3 separate regions of the Mus musculus genome follow, and regions 1 and 3 are each linked to region 2. Evidence: chromatin loops called from intact Hi-C (ENCODE). Cell type or tissue: heart. All regions are shown on one strand.

Region 1 (8,000 bases), 120 kb before region 2:
GTAACGATTTCCTCAGGAGAAGGCTGCTGTCCTCCTGGATTCCCAGAGCCCAGCATAACGAGCAGCAGCCAGGTAAGTGGCTGGCATGGGTTCTTGGGGCTCACACCCCAACACCAAAATAAAGAGCATGAGGACAAACACACAGAGTGAAGCACAACTTGGCTCATGTCCAGGAATACACATCCCGTTAGCAGCTACACTGCCTAGGAGCAACGTGCTACTAGACACAGTTTGCTGTCTGCTACTGTATTAAAGAAAAAAGACGACCGTGAAAAGATGTACTAAAAATAAACTGGAAGCCGAGGAAGAAGACTGCAGAGATCAGCAATGGCGGCCCTGAAGGACACCAGGTCCCCAAGTCTACAAAGCAACAATCAAAGCCTGCAAAGAACCTACTAACTCATTAGATCAAACTATCAACCTTTTCATTTTAATTATGCTTTAGATGGGCCATTGGCATGGTTTAGCGGTTAAAGTAACTTGTTCTGAAGAGTAATGACTTAAGTTCCATCCCTGAAACCCACAGAGAGAGCAGACTCCACAAAGCTATACTCCGATCTCTACGTGTGATCTCTACCACATTCACGCCACAGATCACAAACACATCAGACACACAACAATGATGTTTTAATAACAAATTGAAAGGTCTGAGGAACAAGCTGAGGGACTCAAACGGAATATCTCACACTGGGAATCACATGACTCAGCTCCTCCAATTGAGGAGGACATAACAAAACAAGAAAAAAAGAAGGGCGAAAGAGGCAGAGGGAAATAACCAGAAATGTACAATGTAAAAACTATTGGCCGGCGGCTGCAGAGTTGTTGGTTCAGCCATTAAAAGCACTGGCTGATTTTGCATAGAACTGGGTTCAGTTCTAAGCAGCCATGGCAGCTTCTAACTACCTACCTGTGACTCTGTGAGCATCGGGCTTGCACATGGTAGACATACACAAATGTGTCTCAAGGACATAAGATAAAAATAAAAAATCTTTCTAAAAGGTGTTTGGAGTTTATTTTCAGACAACAGGATGGGCTAGAGTGTAACAGAATTACAATGTATGAGCCCTGGGTTCAGTTCAGGGAGGAAGATGGGGGAAGGATGGACTAAGAAAATACAAGATGTAGGATGTAGATGAATGGAGACCACCTAAGTGGGCAATGCTGAGTAGCTCAGTCATGTCTCCTGTTTGTCACTGAATTCTTCCATGTATCCTGCTCCAAAATTCCTCTAGCTCATAGAAAGATCGCATGACCAAAGAAAGCCCAATGGATTTTTACTGATCCTAAAGCCAGTCCAATTTTTAGCTTCAGTTAAAACCATGTTCTCTTAAAAATGATATATAAAAGTATTGATGTTTTTACACACACACTAACACATGTACACATGCATATCAATGAATTCAAAGGATATGTGCTCCAAACACTAGTTAGTTTCTCTGAATTCAAGGGAACAATTCTTTTCCAGATTTAGATACCCACGAGGAAAGGTAGGCAGGCCAGTGTGGCCCACAGTGCTTCTTCCTGATGAGTTTCAATAATATTCACAGTGGCGTTCTCACACAGACATCTGCCATCAGCAAGTGGCAGCTGACTACTGGACAGGCTGAGGGGACATCTGTCCGTGAGACCTGTGGAGAGGGTGAGACCCGGAGGCTGACAGCACTGCGAGCTGGTGCCTCGTCCATGCCTTCCGGAAACAGCAGTGTCTGAGTGAGAAGGGAGCATGTGGAGGCCTAAAGTCACATTCTCTGCCCAGAGGCAGCTCGGGAGCTGAGGACTGGGAGGACCAAAGCAACTAGCAAGCAGTGTGTGCTTGGTTGATTGGTTGGTTTTGGTTTTCTGAGACAGGGTTTCTCTGTGTAGCCCTGACTGGCTTTGAACTCATTCTGCAGACCAGGCTGGCCTTGAACTCACAGATATCCATCCACCTTGCCTCAACCTCCACCACCTGGCAGCATTCCAGGTTTTTAATAATCAACTCATTTAAAAACAAAAACAAACAAACAAACAAAAAACTCACAAAGCTGTAGTCCTTCCTTCTCTGGGTACCCAACAGGGAAAGGTAGCCCATGTTAATATTTACACAGCATCCAAATTTGCTACCCCCCAAAAAATATTTTCTTCATCTATAAAGCCTGGCACTCTGCTTGGCAAAAGCTAACTATCCAGTTAGTGTCGATTATCTTTTTAAATTTAAAACTGACTGAAGAATTAGAATCGAAATATTAATTCATCAGCTAGGACACGACTCATAGCCATGATGTTGATGTGCTGTCACACTCCTCGTGTGCCAGGAAGTTTCTGGTCATTTTATTCCTTCAGTGAATTGGCCTTCACACTGACCCATGAGATAGATCCGAGAGGCTGTTTCTCAGGGTCTACAAAATACAGGTCCTAACACCAGTGACACATGGGCATTCAAACGTCTTCTATAAATTGCTGTCATACTTGCTGAGAACCTAAGGACCTTTCCTGTAGTCATGTGGATTGCTCAAAATACCTAATGCAATATCAATGCTACATAAATAGCTACATCATAACACATAAGAAGTGGTGGCAAGAAAAAATTGTCCACATTCCTCCTGCTCCATGCACAGCACCTAAGGGGACACACCCAGCAGGGCTGCACTCAGTAGACAGGCGAGGCCCTCCCTCCCAGAGGACGCTGTGGCCTTCACCAAAGGCCTACATTCCTGACTTTGGAGCAAATGACACTGAACCCTACCCTGAAGTTGGAGCTGATTTTGTATGGCACCTTATATGGTCACAGGGTTAGGAGTTACAGACTTTATCAGATCCTCAAACCGGTTTACTGGGGAAAACTATCAACATAGTATCAACAGGCGAATTCATCAGAAAAAGCATATAATTTCCCTGAGATTTATAAAAGCAGATTGATTATGAATAACTGAACTTAACATTATAATCTTTATAAAATAACGGAAATAAAAATAAAATTACTAAGGACTCCTCAAACACTGTTAGTGTCTGATTTAAATGCACAGTAGTAGCTCTAGCTCCCGATTAACTCTAGTCTGAATAGCTGTCTCCACTGAACACCTTGTCATTGCGCACGTGCTTAATTAGAGGACTACTATGAGGCACGTAAGAGCCTGATAGCAACCTACTCTAAGAAAATGGATGAAACCCACAGACTACATAAACAGAACCTTTGTTTGCCAAGGAGAGAGAACTGCAGGCTTTCCAACTAATTTCTAAGAATTGCACAGTGCCATCTGTAAAAGTTGTCTGACTCCTCAGAAATGCTGACGGAGTAAAAGCTACAAGAACCAAAAAGGTGACATGGGAAGACTCCACTGGTGACATACTTGCCTTGCATGAGGACCTGAGTTCAGTCCCTAGCACCCACTTCAGAGCTGGCTGTGGTGATGCATTCCTGCAATCCCAGACATGGGAGGTGGCTCCCAGAGTGTCCCTGGCAGTCAGCACGGCCTAATCTGTGAGCCCCAGATTCCAGTAAGAGAAACATTACAAAAATTATGAGGCCAGCTGGTGAGAAAGGATGTGGAGGTTGCCCTCGAACCAGCCAGGCCAGCCTACTATGAAAGAGATTCTCAGATGAGGTAGACTGTGTTCCTGAGTAAGACTGAGGAACTGAAGGAAACTAGACAGAGGACCAAGAAGAAGAAGCAAGAGAAAAAGTCTTGTACTGCTGGGTCTCCTCACACCAAAATCTCTCCAAATTAAGACACAAAACAGATCCTGGTGAGTGTTTACCAGGCGTGTGATAATAACTGGGCCCTTTAAAGGAATGTTGGAAGGGAGCCTGTGAAGGCTGGCCTGTAGGCTCCTCCCTCACTGTGGCTTGTGTGTTAAGGGTGCAAGAGACATTGGGCATGTAGCATACACCTTCAATTTCAGCATCCAAGAGGCAGAGGCAGGGGGGCTCTGCTGACTTAAGAGACCATGCTACACAATGTGTTCGAAAGCAGCCAAGGCTGAACAAGAAGGAGGAGGATTAGAAAGAGGAGGAGAAGGGGGAGGGGAGGGAAGAGGGGGTAAGGGGAGGGGGAGGGAGAGAGAGGGGGGAAGATGATGAGGAGGAGGAGAAAAGAAAAGAATGTGAGAGGGTTTTTTAAAAAAAAAAATCACACTGAAGAGAACTTGGATCCAGGCACCCTCATCTTTACTGATCTGTGGAAGCTAGGCCATATACATCACTTGTAAGAATTAACAGAAAGTCTAGCTTGCTTAAGGATTGTTTTCTCTCTCTCTCTCTCTCTCTCTCTCTCTCTCTCTCTCTCTCTCTCTCTCTGTCTCTGTCTCTCTGTGTGTGTGTGTGTGTGTTCATATTCTGTCTAAGGGTTCCTATAGTTAAAAGAACTAAATTTCTACTTGGGTAAAAGGAGAAATGTCTAGCAATGTGAGATTTACCATGAATTACATTTAATTAAATATGAGAATCACTGTTGTGAAGCAAGGATATATCCAACATACTTGGCAACTAGTAAAATAGTCAAGTCCAGAGTCCTGAGGTCCTTGCTACATCAGAACTGTCAGAATTCCCATCCTGTGGTCCGGGAATTTAACAAGTTACTTCAAAATCTAGGGTAGTCTACAGTGGTTCCCAAGGAGGGTTCTCACTGGGGAATTTTACAGATAGGAAAATTATTAGGTCATGCCCCAAATTATTGAATCAGAACCTCCAAGAGTGGGTGTCCAACAATCTGTGCTCTAAACACCAGATCTGGAAGCAAAGGGAAAGACTGTCACCGATGGCCTCTAGGCTTGACCATCTGCCCATCTCTGGAGCACAATGTGTCTCCACAGTATAAATAGCAATGAGAGAGACGGGGAGCCCATTAGATTAAAGCACAGCTGCAGTCAATCCGAACTCCAGGCATTGCCTCAGTGTGGCGTCCCAGTGTTACAGGAACAGATTACCGTACCGGAACTGTGTTCCATGACTGGAAGGCACCAGTTAGCTGTGTACAGGAGAGGCTCTCAAACTTGGATGTACACTCTGATTTCTAGTAGAGCTAAAGACTGACACTAAAGTCCTCCACAGACTACAGCTGGGATAGAGAACTTGCTAAGTAAATCCCCCGCTGTCAACAGTTCTCATGTCAATGGCCCTTCCCTCCCTCTGCGTTTTATGAATCCTTACTGTCGCCTGTCCAACGGACTCTCTGCCTCCTACTGCTTTCACCAAGTTAATCCAGAGAATGAACAGAGTCCCCACCTCATACTCCAAGTTTTGGGGGAAAATCAGTCTGCAAATGAGTTAGTCCTGTTGTTATCCCCTTTAGTATGTGTGGTGGTTGTGGTGGTGGGGACCATAACCTACACTAGGAAAGCCCAGTAATGGTGCTGTTGTGAGCATTTATGAATTTGCTTCAACTGAAACAATACATGCACAGCTTGCTACTCTACAGAACTGTCTTTCATCAAAATGACTGAGAAGGAAGAACTTTTAGTTTGTTCGTTACTTTTCTGTGTGCGGTGTTTTGCCTACATACATGCTTGTCTGTTTTGCCTGGTAGCCATGGAGGCCAGCAGAGAGAGGGCAATGGGTCTCTATAATGAGTTATAGCCTCAAAGAGGGTACTGGGATCCTGAAACTGGAACTACTGAATCAGTCACTTATTTGTCTCTAAATTGAGTCTCCTTTTCAAACTCTAACATACTAAAATGAGCACTTTAAATTCAAATGAAAACTGCTAAAAGTAGTGAAAAGAAAAATGGGGGAACCCCAATTTTCTCGCCTCAGCATATAAGCATCAAGAGAAGAGAAGGCCATAAAATACAAGGGCTTTGATGACTGTGCCCCTCCTCAGGCTCTCCCCACTTTTCCAACAGACCCAGCACTCTACAAAGCAGATGCTCATGGGAGGCCTGGGAGACACTCCAGCCCAGAGCACACTCCAGTGCTCCAGCCTACAGAGTCCAGGCAGGAACCCACCCTCTCCCACCTTTCTGAAGGAAATTAAGTGTTCAAGCAGACATTACTATGTCATTACTCAGTCTCTGATTGGATTTCCCTTTTGATCCTCATTCTAAAAAGAAATAAAATCTTTTGAAAATGTTAAACATGGAAATACAGTATTATCAAATTATAATCCAGTACACTCCAAAATGTAGAGGTTAACTACTAACTTTGACAATAAAGGTCACAAATGCTGATGTGAAACCATTAAATTATCTTCGAAATAACTATAGATGAAAAAAATCCACAATGGCTTAAGGAATTAGAATGGCAGCCCATAGAGATGCAATATTGTGAATTATAAATCCAGATTCTGCTAAATGATGCTACCTTAGAGCAATGTCATACAATAGATTAGGTTTCATTTTATAGACTCTGGAGAAATATGTGTTAATACATCATACAGTTGATACATGTTCAGAATTCCAAGTGGCTTTTGCCTTAAATTCTGAAAACGCTGATTCTGAGATGACACATTTATTAAGAGATGGTCCATCTGAGATGCCTTGGCAGATGGCGCTGATGATGCTCTGACATATGTATCCATTACAATGCAACAATATTTTAGACATTACTCATAGAACATGTTACAGATATTTCTCAACAATCCCACAGTTATAAAGGATCTAACAACACGTTAAAGGCAATGCTCACAGAAGAGAAGAAGGAGACGGGATCTCCCAGAGATAGATTACACAGTGCCTCATTAACTTCAAAGCTTTTGAATGCTAATGAACAAAACCCAACAGCTACTGAGAGACCCTGGATTATGGAAAAGCCTGCTACACTAAATCAGCCATTTTACTAAGGATGTCCTGACCTGAGAATGGAAGGATGTGTGCCACACTAGGGAAGAGGTTTTGTATTTATTTCCACAGGAAAAGAAATGCTTTGACATGGGGATTTGACAGGTGAAGACTCCCTGAAGATCCTGACTGCAGATATGAAAGACATCAAGAACAACAAAACATGTACCTGGTATTGTTGATTCTTCTACATGCGAACAGCTCCGAGAATGGCTGAGACATTAAAATGTCTCCAGCCAGACTTCATCTATGTACAGCCAATACATTATGTTGGCTACAGCAATCTCAGGACTTATGCCAGCCTTTCAATTGACATAGATAAAAAATTCTATTACAGTTTGGTTATACGGTACATACTAACTTATAAAGAAAGACAGGTGCCTTACCTGCTTAAACAGAGAACAGGAAGTCATCTTTAATTGATCATTGATCACATATGTTATTGTAGAAATGTATGTTACTTTGTGAAAGTTTATATGTTTATAGACACCAATGAATTTAAAGAGGCCTAAACAAGATTCATCCTTGGGGATAGTGAAAGGATGCTGGGATGCTGGGATGCTGGGATGCTGGGATGCTGAGAGGCTGAGATGCTGGGATGCTGAGACACATTTATTCCAGCATCCTGCTCAATCCTACCTGAGATAGTCTCAATTCTGTTTCCTCAAACCTCTGCACCAGGACAATTTCTAAATGGCTAGCTTTGTTATCCAGCATCACGGACTGTTCCAGTCAGGAATTCATTTAAGCCCTGAACTTTCTTAGCTTGCAAAGACTCGACAGCAAACGCTACAGCTAGCTTTCTTAATCAACATCTCAAGTTTCCTAGGACCTCCAACTCCCTCTCCCCAATTTTAAGAAAGCAATGCCCATATTCCTAAGAGCTGGGGGTGGTTTTGGGTCACTCAATGGATGATGGATGTTTGTCATAGTTTAAGGGGGGTGGTTAAAGTTGTAATGGTCTTGGGCAGGGATGATACAAAATAAAGAAGTTGAATTCAGGGATTTCTTTTTCTTTCTTCTATCCTTCTTTCTCTCCTATCTAGTGTTAGGAAGAAAGGGGGAAGAAGAAATGAAGATAAAAAAGGGGGTATAGGGATGATAGGAAAAAAGGGTAGATTACTCAATCTACTTTTAGACCAAAGAACATTAACAAGCAAAATCTTTTTATATTTGGTATGGATTTTGCATATTAATACAGATAATTGTTATATGTTGTTACAATATACTATGTTATGTTTCAACTC
Region 2 (8,000 bases):
ACACATACAAAGTAATGAGCGCACACACAGCAAGCTTGTACATACAACAAACCTGCATGCACAGCGAGCTTGCATCCACAGCTCCAAGGGTGCATCCACAGCAAGCACGTAGCATGCTTTTCCCGGGCCACAGAGAACCACAGAAGCCTCTTGGAAAAGAGCACTCCTCTGAAAAGGCACACACAGGCCACAATGCCCCAGTTCCAAAACTTCCTATGGCCCCTTAAGTAAAAATAGTTCTGCTATAGTGCCATAAAAATTTCAAAACATCTATTTTGTAAATGTAAATATTACACAAAAAATTAATGGGATTCTTATTAATATTCATTTTCAGCTTTCCATAAATCTGTTGTTTTAAGTAACACACAGCAGTTCTATCAAACATAAATATCACATTTACAAAATCAAAGTGGCATGAGTCACAAAATAAGGCTCAGAACACAGGGCTCCAGGACCTGGGCAGCAACAAGCAACAGCTGGACACAGCAATAGCAAAAAAAAAAAAAAAAAACCAGCAATAGGCCAATAGGCCAATAGGCCACCTCCCTAAACCTGCCGAGACCCAAGTGCATCTGCGCTGCTCCCAGAACAAGCTGGGAAATTTCATAGACCCAGTAAAATTTTAAGTCACCGCTGCTGGGAAAATACAGGGTTAAATAATAGAAAGGATCCTGTTCTAGGTTTGCCGATGGTGACAGTAACATTGGTGTGCAGCCTAGGGAATCGATGCCGCTGCCCTATCAGAAGTCACCTTTGCACATACACCAGCCCAAGTTATAAAGGAATATATGCTCCCTTAATAAGAGAAACAGAACTGAAAACACCACCCCCGTTACACTGATTTCTTTATAAGGTGACTGTGTGCTGTGCGGTAAGATTACTAAACCTTCCCGCAGCTAGTCCTGTATTTTTCAAATTAGTTCTCAGAGCAGAATTACTGGTATTCTCGGAGCACACTGAAGACGTTGCTCTCTCGGCTTCAGTGAGGAAGCAGGATATTGGTTAGAGTGCATTGGTTAATGTGTCCAAGCGTGCTCTGGGTTATACCCATATCCAGGACACATTTCTCACACGATGCGATGCGGACAAAAATACAGTGACCAAAAGCCTGGCCAAAAATGCATCCTTAACTACAGACAGACAAAACCAAAAGGAAAACAGGAGAAAGGTTATTTCCAGTTAGAATAAAGGGAAGAGCATATGCCAGGAATAAATCTGACTTAATATTAATGTGAGTTTAATTTTCTACTCGCTGTCTTAAAACTATTATAAAAATAGTCAAAATTAAGTAATAGAAAAAAATCAAGGTACCTAACATAACTGATTTTGAGTTACAAATATTTTCATCCCATACAACAGAACACACAAACACACACACATCCTACATTTTTTATATGGGGGGGGGGTGTTTTTATTTCTTAAATAATAGGCCTTTTTGTATGAGCCATGGCTACTAAATTCACCCAACCAGATAACAGTCATCTATACCTAGGCAAATATACAAATGTAGGCCATCGTGGCATCTTGATAAGATCTGAAGTACCAAGCAACCTAAGGTTTGTGGAAGAGGGGATGGACTGACCTTATAAGACACTATATCTTAGCTTCATTTTAAGAAATAAGGAAGAATCCTGGGGCTTCCTGCCTTGTAACCCTAAACTAGCTTACACTTTACTATATCTATAAACTAAAAATAAAATAACATACACAGAATTCAAGACAAATGTATACTTACTAAAAGTTTACATATGTGAGCAGTCCTTAGGACTCCTTTTGAGACTGGCTCTATCTAAATACTTACATTTAAAAAAAAAATCATAAACTGGCTTATTTCAATCTTTAAAAGACCTCTTTCAACAACAGGCAGGTTTTATTCCCAGTAACAAAAAAATAAAAAATAATAAAAAAAAATTGCCATCCAACACAAACCATTTGCCTAAAATCAAAAATGAAACTAAATGTATTAAAAGCCAAAAACAGATTTATTTTTCCATTATTTAATATGACTTTGTAATTTATGACCTATAGCCTGGCATAACTTAATAATGTGGACAAGTGGCTACCTAACACAGCTATCATAACAAATACTAAATAATACTGTCCTTCCAAAAGCAAAACAAAAGGAAAAAAAATAAAAGTATGAAAAGAAACAATCTACATGTTACCGGTAAGGTAACTAAGAAATCTGTGAATTGAGGTCATATGTCTGCCCTTTTTTTCTCTGAGATAAAAAAAGCTATTCCCAAGGGCCACCGAGGCTATAATGGATACACTCTCATTCCAAGAAAACAAAAAATACTTACAATGATTGGTACCATTAAGAAATAACCCTCTAAAGTAACAAGAACCTACAACTGCTTCTAGCTTCCTCCCTTTATAGCTTACAAAGATGAGAAGTTTTAATTATTACATGGACTTCTCTTTCTGTGGGTCGAAGACAAAAATTGAAACCCCAAGTTTTCCATCTAGAACAGGGAAATGTTTTTTATCAAAGTAGAACTCCGTGAGCCATGTAGACTTGGAAGCAGCAGATATCAGGTGCCAAGTCAACCAGGTCTCTCCTCAAGTCCACAGTTAATTAATTGTAAAGCACACCTCCTTAAAACAAATGAGCTAAATTAAAAACAAATGAACAAACAAACAAACCACTGCTACTCCCTTCTAATAGATCAGAAAACATCACAGCATTAAGATGTGAATAGAAGAAAAATTATTTGGAAGACACAGTACCCAGTAGAACTTGCCTTAAATATTCTTGCTCTAATTCAAAAGCAGTTTGAATAAAGCTCACATTACTTAGCCTAACAAAATAGGAGGAAAAAAAAAAAAAAAACAGTATGGGGGGGGGGCATTTCTATATGCTACAAATCAAAAAAAGACATGTGCTTTAGCATTTCAAAGAAATATTCATTGCCTCTTTTGGTCAATTGTTCTCTACAAAAATTCGTTTTGTTTCACAGGTTTTGGAACACACCAGTTGTAAGTAACACTCCTCGTCCACATGACCATCTTAAAATGGTCGCAATTATGAGAACACAAATCACTAAAAATGCATAGCTTTATTCTGGCTCTAAGCTAATTAAGAATCACCAATTATATAGCTTTCTTCTGATTTTTAGATAATTAAATATCAGTAAGAAATGTTATAGCATTTCAGAATACTGAAATCTTAATGCATTAAACTGTAAACTGGTAGGATTAAAATATATTCAATTAGATCTGTAAAAAGCAGACTTTTATAAAAAAGCTTGACGAAGCCCAAACTGGTCCAATCTTTGCATTAATTATTTCCCAATGCTCCTATTTTCAGTCCACAATTAAAGCCCACAATAAATGTAATGTTCATATTGTAAGATTTGTCATCGAAGACCCAAGTTTTATAAATGCCTAATACTGGACAACAGCATGTTTCTCTGTATTCAATCCTTTATTACTAACTATGATTCATAACAATTTAAGCTCTAAATAGTATTCAATCTTCCATGTGCTTGGAATAGAGTTCAGTTATTATTTGTGTCAGGAATTTTTGTGACTGTACTGCTCCGCACTTCTATTTACATCAGCAGTGCTAAATGCCCAATGGTGAGAGGGGAGCCAATCAGATGGCAGATTAGATGTCAACTCAGAGGCAGCTGTCTGGAGACTATTACAGCCAGTTTACCTCCACAATTCAAATTCCAAACCTTGCAAAGGAGAGATCAAGTCAGTCTTTAGGCTCAGCCTACTAGCAAGAAACAGCCAGAGCGCAAGACACTTCCTAACAACGCTGTTGGACTTGGGAGACAGCAAAATCAAGAAAATCCACTCAAATACGATCCACAACGACCCATTTTCTCTGGCCTACTACCTTACTAGGTTTGCTGAATAAAAAAGGAAAACCTAACCCATGATCAAAATAAGTTCCATCGATCCGGAATCTATTCCTTCAACATCGCCTCCCGGTTGAAGGTGACTCCTTCCAAGGAGCCCTTAGCCCCATAATGGATCTCTCCCCAGCTATTCTTAGGAACGAATCGATGTTATTTTACAATATTTCGCCTCCGCCCGTTGTAAATCTGGGTCTTATTCTTGCTGGTAAACATCCAAACTCCACCAGCCACGGCTGTCACAAAGCTAACCTCGGTTTTTGGGTTTTTTTTTTTTTTTTTTTTTGGTTTTTTTTTTCCCCCTGCCTCCTCCTCGCAAGGGGAATGGGAAACCGACCGAGGCCCGAAGAGAGAAAGTTCCTCTCTCCCCGCGCCCACTCAGGGCACACCGTGGGCGCCGGCGGAGTCAAGCCGGGCCCCGGAGCCCGCTGCCCCGAGAGCCCTCCCCGGGCGGGCGCGGCCTGGGGCACCGAGGTCCCGTCCCGGGCCTGGCACGGGAGCGCAGCGCGCAGCAAGGGCGCGGGACACCCCGGCTCCCCAGCCCCGCCAGCTCCGGCCCCGGCCCGGCGGCGCCGCGCCCCCGCCACCCCCGCCAACCGCCGGGAAAAGTACCCGGCGAAGAAAGAAAGTCGGGCTCGCGGCGCGAGGCCCGGGCGGAAGCAGGCCCGGCCGGGCGCGGGGGTTACCTGGGATCTGCCCATGGTCGGTCCGGGGGTGCCGGGGCTCATCGCCGGGTGACTCCTTTGTTGCGCGGCCGCCCAGGCCGGGCTGGCAGCGGCGTACTGGGCGCCTAGGTCCTTGCCCAAGCCCATGCCCGCGGCCGCCTGCTGGCCACCCGCCGCCGCCCCCGCCGCCGCCTGGGACTGGGGCTGCGACGGCGGCGGCGGCGCGCTGGAGCTGCTGTAGTCGGGGTAGCTACCGCCGTAGCTCCTCATCATGGGGCTGGGTGAGGTGAGCAGCTGGTTGAGGGTCGGTGTAGCCCCCGACGGGTGCTGGTTCTGGCCGGCGAAGCGCTGGAAGCCCCCCGCCGCCGCCGCCGCGCCGGCGGCCGCCTTGCTGAGGCTCGCGGCCCCGCCGCCCCCGGGGCCCATCATCATGCCGCCGCCCTGCTGCCGCGGGGAGCTCAGCACCCCGTACCCCGAGGACGAGCTCCCATAGCCGCCGCCACCGCCTCCTCCTGCTGCTGCTGCTGCTGCCGCCGCCGCCGCGGCCGCCGCCGCCACAGCTCCGGCTCCTGCTGCCGCTGCCGCTGCTCCTCCTGCTCCTCCTGCTCCTCCTCCTCCTCCACCTCCTCCGCTGCCTCCTCCTCCTCCGCCGCCGCCGCCGCCGCCGCCCGCGCCGGGCCGGCTGTAGCCCGGATAATGGTTGTACTGGCTGTTGGGGTACCCTTCGTGGGAGTTCTGCAGGGGGTCCATGCTGCTGGGGGCCCCGGCGGCGGCAGAGGCGGAGTGCATCATCCCCATCCCGGGGCTTTGTTGTCCGCCATGTTGATCAAAGCAAGGCCCAGCGCGGCCGCCGGGGCCGCCGCTAGCAGGGGCAGCGCTGCCATAGTAATTATTAAACTCCGAGACGGCCGCTGGGCCGCCGCCGCCCCCGGGCACGGCGACCGGCGCGGGCTGCTGCTGCGCGCCCAGGCCCGGGTGCTCATAGCGGCTGCCCGCCGGCTCCCCCATCTTGGGCGGCGCGTCGTCCTCGTCGCCCGGTTTGCTCAGCAGAGGCTGGCCCTGCGGGTCAGCCTGATTGCCCGCGACACTGTCCTTGGCGCCTCCATGTTGCGGCTGCTCCATGTCCGGGCCGGGCTGAGGCGCGCCGCCGCCCGCACCGCCCAGGCTGTTGTTGGCAGTGGGATGCTGCTGCTGCGGCGGTGGCGGCGGCTGCTGCTGCTGTGGCTGCGGCGGCTGCGGCTGCTGGAACTGGTTTAGCTGCTGCTGTAGTGCGTGGTGGTGGTGGAGGTGGTGGAGGTGGTGGGCATGGTGGTGGTGGTGGTGGTGGGCATGGTGGTGGTGGTGCTGCTGATGGGGCGGTGCAGCGGGGGCCTCGCCAACGGCTTTCAGTTTGTGGTTGGGGAGCAGCCCGGTCTCCATGGTCGAGCCGGGGCCCGCCGAGGAGGAAGAGGCCGCGACGGCGGCGGAGGAGGACAGCGCGGCGGCGCTTCCACCCTCCTTGAGAGCCGCCTCGGAGCGGCCGCTCTGCGCGCTGTTGGAGCTGGCGGCCGCCGCGGCGCTCGCGCTATGGGCCATGTTCAGGTCGTGACGGGGGTGCAGGGGGTGGTGGTGCACATTATTCAGGCCGCCGTCGCCGCCCCCCAGGATGGGGCCCGGAGCCGCCACCGCGCCGCGCGCGCCCGTCTCCAGGTCCCGGGCCCCGGGCGCCGGCCGCGGCCCCGAGGGCGCCCGCCGCTCGCCGCTGCCCGCCCGCGCCCGCGCCGCCGCTGCTGCCCGCGCGGCCATGATCGCCGCGGCGTGGCGCGGCCGGGCGGGGTGGGGGGAGACAATGTCCCCACTCGCAGCCGGCCGCCCCTCCTGCGCGCATCCACGCGGCCCGCGGGGAAGCGCGGTGCCCTCCCCACCCCACCCCCCGCAGCCCCGGGCCGCCCGCCGGGGGCGCGCCTTTGCGCTCGGGGGCTCGCGCCCGCTACGGCCTGAACGGGCGGAAAGTTTTTTAGTTCCGCTTGCAATGAAACTTTTCTCTCTCCCTCCCTCACTCTCGCTCGCTCTCTCTCTCTCTCTTTTTCCCCCCTCTCTAACCCGGATATGGGGGGGGGGGGGAAATGCACGACTTGCCTGAGCCTAATCGGGCCCAGCGCGGCGTGAGGGAGCCGAGCGAGCCGGAGCAACTATTATCCGCTTCTCTCCGAGGGCTGCTGCGCACTCGCAAAACGCGGACTGGACTCGGCCCCGGGCGCCGCCGCTGAGCGCACGTTCGCCCGCCAGCTCGCCCCGCTCACCCGGCTGGTCTCGCCCGGCCTGGCGCGGAGGGCCCGGCCCGGGGGAGCGAGGGGAGGGGGGGGGGAACCGGCTGCCGGCGCTCGGGGCCCGAAGCTGCTCGGTCCCCTCGTGCCTCCGGTCTCCCTGCCAACCCGCGCGCGGCCCTGTGTTTGTTTTCACGTCTAAAGGGAGCGGTACGAAGGTGGAAAACGAGTCTGAAGAGCAGACAAAAGAGGGAGAAGGGGCTGGGAAGCAAAGTTGTCTGTTGGGCCTCAGAGGTGGCGAGGAGCCGGTGGAGAAGAGAAACACTCAGGCAGGCCGGGCAAAAGCACTCGGTCTCTCTCAGGAGTTATGTAATTTTTCACAACCTTGGCCTCTGCGCCTGAATTTCAGGCCATCGGCTTAATTCCCACAACTTCATCCAACTGAGAAATTATGAAAGACTTAAGTGAAGGTTAAGCAGCAAAGACTGCTGTGCCGTGTACACAGCAGGCACTCAATAATTGCTTATGATTCACCACTCCGATCTAAGGTGGTGTTTATATAACTCTTTTTAAAGGCACCGGAAGTAGGTATGAAAACTCCTAGCGTTCCCCATGGAGTATTTTTCTTATAATGCGTTTGGGTGTCCTCGAGTGTGTAGTGTTAGCTCCACACAGCATTCAGGGGACGTTTAACCATTGGTGCAAAACCAGTGCCGGCTAAGGTTTATCTTGGGTCTTCATAAATCTAAGGACGACTTTCATCATATTTCAGAGGTTAATGTGTGCAATTAACCCTCTTGATATGAGTTCACTTCTAAGTAATGGGAAACAAAACCAAATAGATGTATTTAATAAACATAAAATCAATAATAATGCAAACAGTCTAATCCCAAAGCAGAAATATGCAGTACTTGCCCAGTTTTTAAAAGGTGCCTATTGTTTTAGCAGAATAATGTTTTACACATTATTATCATGGAGTAACTAATCTCTGACTGCCTCTGGTATCCAGACTTCTTTACCTAAGCAACAGCTCAGTTATGCTAGAGTGGACTGATTTGTGTGAGAGAACGCATTTGAAACCAAAGCTTCCCAGAGGTCAGGCTGAAGGAATATGCTAGATTCCGGTGCACTGTACTTTTCCAAAATCATTCTTTAGCCGCTTGAAAAAACTATTTTAGCTTATGTCAATTGCCTTGGTTGTGTGCTAGGCCAAGTGTAAATAT
Region 3 (8,000 bases), 61 kb before region 2:
TCGAGATTCCAGAGCTCAGCCTCACGAGTACCACAAACAGCCCCAGCACCACGAGACTTGTACACACAGACCCCTGAGGGACTGATTCTTCTCTTTATTGGTTTCTTTGCCTCATAGATGTTTTACTGAACAGCGCAGGGTGCCGGAGCCTATTCTAACATGGCACTGTGCACTATGAACACACAGACACCCATAAGGCAAAGCCCAGTCCTGTTCATGAGCAAAGTTCTGAAGCTTTGTTCAGTGGCTAACCAATGGGAGGTTACAGAAGAGCCTTTGTGCTTTGTTACTCTCTTATATTATATAGGCATTTTACAGAAAAAAACAACAAACCAGCACATGTCCTATGGAAAGAAAAACTTAAGACAATGTCCTTTCAACTTTTAGAGTAAACATGGTTTCAAAGAGGGACGATGAATGAGGCAGGCCGTGACTTTTAAAAGGTCATCCTGGTAAATGTTAAGTTTCCACTGGAAAAAGATTATGAAACAGACACAGGCTGCTAAGTCCTTCCACGCCAGCCTGAAGCCTCCCGTGCAGTGCATCCTAGCTCTGCACTTACTCCAATCACAACGGAAGCTGCTTCATGCTAGTACATTTATATTCTTTTTTATTTTGCTTTGGCTTTTGGTGGTGGTGGCTCTTGTTTTTGAAGATGGTTTCTCTGTGTAGCCCTGGCTGTATTGGAACTCACTTTGTAGACCAGGCTGGCCTTGAACTCAGAGATAAGCCTGCCTGTGCCTCCTGAGTGCCAGGATCAGAGGTGTGCACCAGCATGCCTGACTTTTGCTTTGGTTTTTACATGCTGGTGATAGAGCTCTGGACCATGTACACTCTCCACAAATGCTCAACACTCATCTACTCCCACCCAACAGTTATTGAGCTTTTAGATGTACTGTAAGGAGAACGACAGAATTCTCACTAGCCACCTGCCACGTTACTTCACAGCTGCCCTGGTACATGCCCAGCCACCACAGACTCTCCTACTTCTCTGAGCAGCTGCCCTTTACCGAGTTCACTAATTACTGACCAGTGGACATCATCCACTTTCTGGACTTTAAAGTACCTTTAATTTTCACTACAGATCCAAAAGCAGGCAAAGAATAACCTCTAAGGAGTGTCTTAAGATTTACAGTCAACAGCACAGATTACAAAACAGAGAAAACATGCTCAGAACACACAGGCTATGTTTATAGTCTATGAATTGGGTATTACAAAATACAGGTAAATTTTAAACTTTCTGAGTGAAGGCAGACAGATCAAAGGCCAAATGGAAAACAGGAGACCACACAAGATATTCCACTCCCAAGCTAAGCAGTCCCAGGAAGCCCCCAAGTGAGGTCACTTGCTGCCAGTGGCACTTTCCTGTGACCCAGGAAAGAACACTTTTTAAAAGCAACAGGAGGGCGGATGCTCCATTCTTCTGCTTTGATTGTTTTCTGATCATGGGCTAGGTGGCCTCTTTTCACTTCTAGGAAATTCCCTTAAAGGAAGAGCTCGTGATCCTTAAAGCTGCCAGCTCTCCTCCACCACCTCCTGTAGCAGCAGTGAAATCAGTCCCCTCATGCTGGCCTGAACACAGCAATCCACACAAAGGCCTGCCGTGCAGCCTACACAAAATGGGAGAGAGGAGCACACAGCAAACACACAGGTGCACTAGCCAGGGAGGAAACCACAGCACAGGGGCACAGCACTGTGCTGTGTTATTCACGGCTACACACATACATACACACACACACACTTACTTTATCTCTGAAAAATGGGGTCTTACTTTTGCATTAAGCAGTTACATTCTTATATATTTTACAGAATTACTTTAAAACGGGTGGGCGGGGAGATAAGGAGAGAAAAGAGCACAAGTGTCCTCCATCCCCAGCAAAGGTAGAGTTCGAGGCTCTCCCCACCTACATGGCCTATTCCAACATGCCTTCCAAAGGGCTCTGACTCAGAACCTCAGCAAACCCCTCCACATAAGTTCCCATCTTAGTGGACTCCCACCCTACAAATGAAGAGATCGCAGCACTGATCCACAAAGCCCCTTACATTTAGCAGCCGATCCCAAGGAAGAAAAGCATCCATATTTTGTTAACGTTCAGTCCAACGTGAGAATGCTACAGTCCAAGATCAGCCAAAGAGCTCTAATAAAAACACATCGATTCACATTGGCCAGGCCAAAACGGTCTGCTATAGTGTGCTCAAACACCCTCGCCATGTCCACCCCTCTGCCCAACAGTTTCCATTTCCAAAGAAGGAAGCAAGTAAGTGCTCCTAGTGAGAGCTGATTCTGTGCACTGGGCCAACTTCAGAACGAACGAGCAGGATCTTTCCCGCATGGGCTAAGAAGTGGGGCAAGCTCGAGTCTGCCATGCAGGGCCATAGCCAGGGCTACCCATTAAAGTCTGCCAGAAAATAGTCTTCAATTCCAGGAGGTGACTACCTGCTATGGCCAACATAAAGACCCAAGTTCAAATCCCCAGCATCTACAAGAAAAGTGAGAAACAGCTCTGCTCACCTGTGACCCCAGCACTGGGGGCAGAGACTGGAAGATCCTAGAGATTTGGTGGCCAGGCAGCCTAGAGAAAGTAATGTGCACCTGTTTGCTGACAGACCCTGTCTCAAGGCAACAAGGCCAACAGAGGCCTCCATGTGCCCACACACTGACATGCCTGCACCACACTCAGGACACACACAAACATAAATTAAATGTAAAGAATACTTAAAATTGCAAAGGACCTCACTTTGTGTAAAAACATCCCAAGAATGTCACAAGGCATGTGGCCGTGAGGCCTTGGGAAGAACAGTGCAAAAGAACGCTTTAGTGCATCTTCATCTGAGAAAGCACGTGAATTGCCTCCCCTTGTCAATCACTGTCAGGGCCAATGACATGCTTGTCCCTTCCTTGGGGTCCACCCGACTGTGACAATCGGCTTATCAATCATACGCCATAAGCGCTTTAGCCACTCCCTCCCCACAAGACACACATGGATGCTTGCCTCTCCCAGAAGACACCTCTCCAGGGGCAGACACCTCACTTCTTCTGAAGTGCCCCAGGTCTTGAACTGGGCCACCCATTGACCCACATACTGCAGGGAACAGCCTGAACAGCATTCACAATGAAGACTCCACAGCACTGTTCCTCACTGTACGGATGTCTAATAGCACAAGCAGGCGATGAGTCTGCCTTGCCTCCTTTAGCCCTGGCATGCTAGTATGTAAAACAGCACCCAGAAGAGGGAGGGAGACAGAAAACAGCTTCCTAGGTGCTGCTGTGGGGAGGAAGAAACAAATGGATACCTTCAGAACAATCTAATCAATAATTCATAACAAAAAATGTAAAGCAGTGTGCACACTCCCGAGGATATTCTGGACATAGTTTAAGAAAAATCCTACTGGACATAAAACTCTAAAAACAAAGACTAAATGTCCCAAGTTGTTGACATTTAATAAATATGTCCAGGAACCCAGTGCCCAATTAATTAGTTAAAGTATAAGTAGTTAGGCATAGAAGTTTCTCTCTAACAGATGGTATAACAGGCTTCAAAGGGGAAAGGAAATTAAACTCTAAAGTTGGCTCTCTATGGCTACTCTAACAAACATCAGACCAAAAGAAAGATGCGCGTGGAGGGCCAGCATCAGCTGTCTCTTCCTTAGAACAACAAAACCAGAACAGCCAGGCAGCAGGGCCTCCCCACACTGTGCACCCCCTCTGCTGAGCTCCATTCCCAGGCCAGAGCAGGATATAAAAAGCCTGGCCTCGTGCCAGCTGCCAAGACCACACACACCCAGTATTTTTAACTTAAGGAGGCCTAAGGATCAGGCCACCAGGAGGGCACCAGGAATGTACACAGAAGCTTAGCAACCTCCAGCCAGGATGGCGGTCTGCAGCCGAGCTCTGCAGCGGAGCTCTTTCCCAGCTCCCTGCTTGATTCCGGACCTGCTCTAACAGTGGCAGAGCTGTGAGAGACAGCATCTTGAAAGCTGATAAGAGTGAGTAGATGGTTCACGCTGAAAGAGCACGCAGGGTTTCAAAGACCATATGCAAAGCTCTGTAAACAGCAGCAGGAATGCTAAATACTGGCCGGCAGGCCGGCAGGCCGGGGAAGCTGGACTCTTTATTTTTCATTCCTGACACAGAAGGATACAAAGTTGACTTGTTATAATTGCTCTAACAGTTTGCTGTTGTTGTTTTTAGTTTCACACTGGTCTTGGCACTGGGCCACACATACAGATACTATGAAGCTGTGCCTGTAGATAAAATTCCTGATTGCCCTACTACAGTTAACTTATTTTCTGGGTTGCTTAATAAGTATGAATCAGAAGGTTCTTTTTCCATTCTGTTCTCTATTGCTAAAAATTGCATTAAACACAAACTTTAGTAAAAAAAAAAAAAAAAAAAAACCTTTTGCCTGTGATACATGCCATTCTGTCTTTCTCTGAGGAGTGAGGCTAGCCATATCTGTTAGATTGTTAGTATCAATTATGAAAACATGATTATCTTCCAATAGGAGTAGGTGGAGACCAGCAAGGCAGGGCTTCAATCAAGGAGCCTGCAGCTTCCAGCATCAGGGAGAGCATCAGCAGGCAGCAGGCAGAGCTGCAGCCCTGAGGGTCTACTCCCACCACAGAGAGTATCCTCTGGGCCCAGCCTGTGGCCCTTGCCTTCCTGTGGTGCTGCTCTGCTAACCCTTGTCCCAGTTCACCTTAAAACTGTCCCTTCCCACCATCCCTCACAGCAGCCCCCCTCACAGGCACTCAGCAACCCTAGCCTGGCCTCCTGTGGATGGGCAGAGAACCCACTGGCCTAGAGGCTGTCCTCCCAGCCCTACCCTGCACACCCGAGGGAGCAATCACTCTGAAAGCACTGCCTCAGTACCACGAACTTTCTCCTGGCTAATCTACACAGAGACAGCCCCACCTCACACAGCTCCTCAGGCCAGGGCCCTGCCAACAATCGACCCCGCAGATACTTATCTCCTGAAGTCCCCTCTGGTCTTAATGCACACACTTCTGGAGCCAGAGTGTTACCAGGTGGCACACTGAAACCCAAACATGTAGACAACAGTTTGTAAGAGAAGCTCTTACTAAAAATGTCTCTACAGGTTTCCATAAACAGATCAAGGCTCCTGTTTATAACTATGTATGGACCCCCACGGAAGGAACAATGAAAAGGTAAAAGTCTAAATCTGTGAGGGCAGAGAAAACATGAGCTGGGGTAGCAGCAGGCAAGAGGTCAAAGAATTTTTGGAAGGAGAAAAGCAGAGAGACAAGCGATAATTAATGTTTTAATTTGTTCTAGGTGAGAGGATAAGAAGCAAGCTAATTAAAGCACGAAACCCCAAAGACTCAGGAATCAGGGTGGTGGGAGCTGGACAGAAAGACCTGCAATGAGGAACACAGAGCCCCCTTCCCTGTCCTCACCTCAGGCAGAGGAGGACTGCCATCTGGAGGGCCAGCAGGAGAGGAGCCATGGAAACAGTGTGGCGGGGAGGGACACAGCAGACCCCCCTCTCTGAGAGCAATGGATACCTTAGTGGGAGAAGCATGCAGACAACACAAGAGGGGCCTCAAAGAAAATGGCTCAACTCCCACTCCGTCATCTAGTCCACCAGGGCAACTGGTCAACCAAGGACACAGAACTTTCTCTTTGAAAGTAGAACCTTACAGTCACCGGTTTCTAAAGCTGTGTAAAGGCAGATGAACTGCTGTCTTCCTGAAATGATGATATCAGAAAAGTTTGTGAAGAAAAACAAGTCTATACATAGTGAAACTGTGAAAAAGAAAAAAGTAAATACAGCCCCTAACAGGACGGAGGGGAGATTAACAATACCTGCCAAGAAATAGGGGGAAAGATAAACAGGTGACGAGTGGGGGATAATGTGAAAGTAAGGAGTTAATTAACCCAGGGTTAACCAATAAAACTTCCAAGGGTCACAAAGGAAACTATGATGTGACATTAGCAAAGAAAATACCCACTCACCTGCCAACCACACACACACACACACACACACACACACACACACACACACACACGGTTAACATTAGATGAGTCTAGAAAAACAAGCGGGAAAAGACAAATTTCAATTCAACACATCTGAAGTCTCCAGAGAAGGAAAAAGGAAGGCAACATACAAAGGACGAAGGCCTGGACACCTCCACAGACGCCCTGCGGGACACACAGACGGGGAGATAGAGGCTTCAGGGTAGATTATTGCCAACCTCCACATCTATGTGCTCAAGCAAAGCCACCTGACCCTCTGATACTGGGGACACTGGGGACACTGATCCCCACCACCACCACGCCTTTCAAAGAAGCTTCTCCAGGGGTGTGCCCCCCAAAAAAGGGACACACAAAACCCATGCATGGCTCTCAGTGGACAAAGGACTTAAAAAACTAAGAAAGGACTTGGATGCCACCTACTCACAGACACACAGGATGCCAGCACCGTCCGTGAACCCACTGGTCGAGTGGCCCAGGAGAAGTCCACTCCACTTGCTGATATACCACAAGAAACTAAGTTAATTGAGTTTGTCCCTGCTGCCATAGGCTGTATTAGTTCTGGATTCCGAAGTACAGACAGCAGCTTTCAGATCCTCAAAGAACAAAGAGATGCTCACCATGACCATGAGAAACGTTCTCCTCTGTCCAACTGACTGGCCCCACCACACTCAAGGGGCTTGGAGCTGGGCTGCAGCCGGTGCCTACATCTGAAGTGATGACACTATCATCAAGGCCAGCAAACAGGAAGCTGAGCCTGTGGAACACACGGACAGCCTTGAGTCCTACACAGCTGGACTCACATGAACACTGATGGCTGAATTACGTGACAGAAATGGCAGAGAAGGCAAGAGGAAGAAAGGGAACCTGGTGCCAAAAAGAGGACGTTTTCCCTCATACTGGAGTTTCTTTGTATATTTCCACAACATTTACCTCATCTTAAACGCCAGCCCAAACTGGAGAGCACTGACAGCACGCTCTGGGCGCTGCCTTAGATTTCTGTCAGGGTCCCATTGCCCAATGCGAAACTCATCAGCACTGAAGCCCATAGTGTTAAGTGGGAATTCTCTGCTTGACTGTCATAGAGGCACCATGGCTCTCTGACGCAGGCCCAGTTCAACATCATTTCTCAGGTGGAAGAAAATGAGGTCAATAGAAGCCATGTGTTACTTTTGAAATGTCCTCTGAGGAAAACAACTTTAACAGACGCACATTTCTGATCTGTGGAGGTGGGATTTTCTCTACTCTGGAACCTAGTGCTGCTTCTAAATGTGGAAGGACAGTATCTCGTCTTAAAAATATAAATAGAATAAATTTAACTTTACTCAACTGAGTTATTGAGATCAATTTTAGATGATTTCCCCCACCCCGGCTTACTCCCTGAGCTGATGCAGGAAAGCACCAGACCAGGATACAAATGAAAGGGGAACATGGGGAAGGAGGGCGAGACTCAGAAACCGGTGCAGAAGTCTGTAAGAAAAAAGAACGGAAAAGACAAGAAAAGAAAAGCCTAAAAACCTTTAAAGGCTGATGAAACTTGAAACAGCTTGCTTCTCACGCAGACCTAGAACAAGCCTCTCTGACAAGACCAGGGTCTAATGGGACCTATTCTTAGACCATGTGCCCATGCAGTAGCTGCTCCCAGGGCACAGTCACTAACTGCACCCAACACCAGCGCATTGCACTCAGGTGCATAGGTGCAGGTCTGTTCCTCTAAGGGTGCCTGTAGCTCCTCCACATTACCAATAAATATCTGGTGATAACTGTGTTAACAAGCCTCAAAGACCTCAATACTTTCTCAATCTAATGAGCCAAAAGTAACACCGTATTGATAGTAACAGGAGACAGTAGGAGGGTCCACCTTCATGTGTGCAAACTAACACCTCCCAGGGCCCCTGCCTACCCAACCAAGTGAGTGTCTGGCCCTCTTAGGCAACTCAGTGGGAGAGCAGGACCACACCTGTGCTCACTCTCACAACTCAGTTTCTCTCATTCTTTGCCTCAC

The links. A loop is a pair of places that touch in the nucleus more often than their neighbours do. Peaks named below come from ENCODE experiments on the same cell type or tissue, not always from the same donor. Only the 100,000 strongest peaks of a DNase experiment are listed, where the experiment ranks them.
Region 1: it touches region 2 in a loop (2.3-fold over the local background); 2 of 42 quality-filtered maps call a loop at or near these places.
Region 3: a loop joins it to region 2, with 2.1 times the contacts of the local background. A loop is called at or near these places in 6 of 42 quality-filtered maps.

What each region holds. Positions count from the first base shown.
Region 1 is chr17:5,112,990-5,120,989 of GRCm38, reverse strand. All of the region lies in intron 3 of Arid1b (AT rich interactive domain 1B (SWI-like)), which reads right to left. Among named protein-coding and RNA genes, the nearest start is that of Gm34854, 110 kb to the left of the region's middle. In heart, a CTCF peak has its summit at 4,870; a DNase peak (open chromatin) is centred at 4,839; H3K27ac peaks cover 406 bases.
Region 2 is chr17:4,993,045-5,001,044 of GRCm38, reverse strand. It overlaps Arid1b (AT rich interactive domain 1B (SWI-like)), which reads right to left and starts at 5,971. Exons shown (of 20, transcript NM_001085355.1): 1 at 4,553-5,971. The coding sequence starts at 5,950. In heart, CTCF peaks have their summits at 4,665 (motif pointing left) and 7,379; DNase peaks (open chromatin) are centred at 5,164, 6,174, 6,784, 7,094 and 2 weaker places; H3K4me3 peaks cover 4,784 bases; H3K27ac peaks cover 4,216 bases.
Region 3 is chr17:5,054,345-5,062,344 of GRCm38, reverse strand. The region is part of intron 2 of Arid1b (AT rich interactive domain 1B (SWI-like)); the gene reads right to left. Among named protein-coding and RNA genes, the nearest start is that of Arid1b, 63 kb to the right of the region's middle. In heart, CTCF peaks have their summits at 3,820 and 5,453 (motif pointing left); a DNase peak (open chromatin) is centred at 3,784; H3K4me3 peaks cover 1,252 bases; H3K27ac peaks cover 899 bases; H3K27me3 peaks cover 302 bases.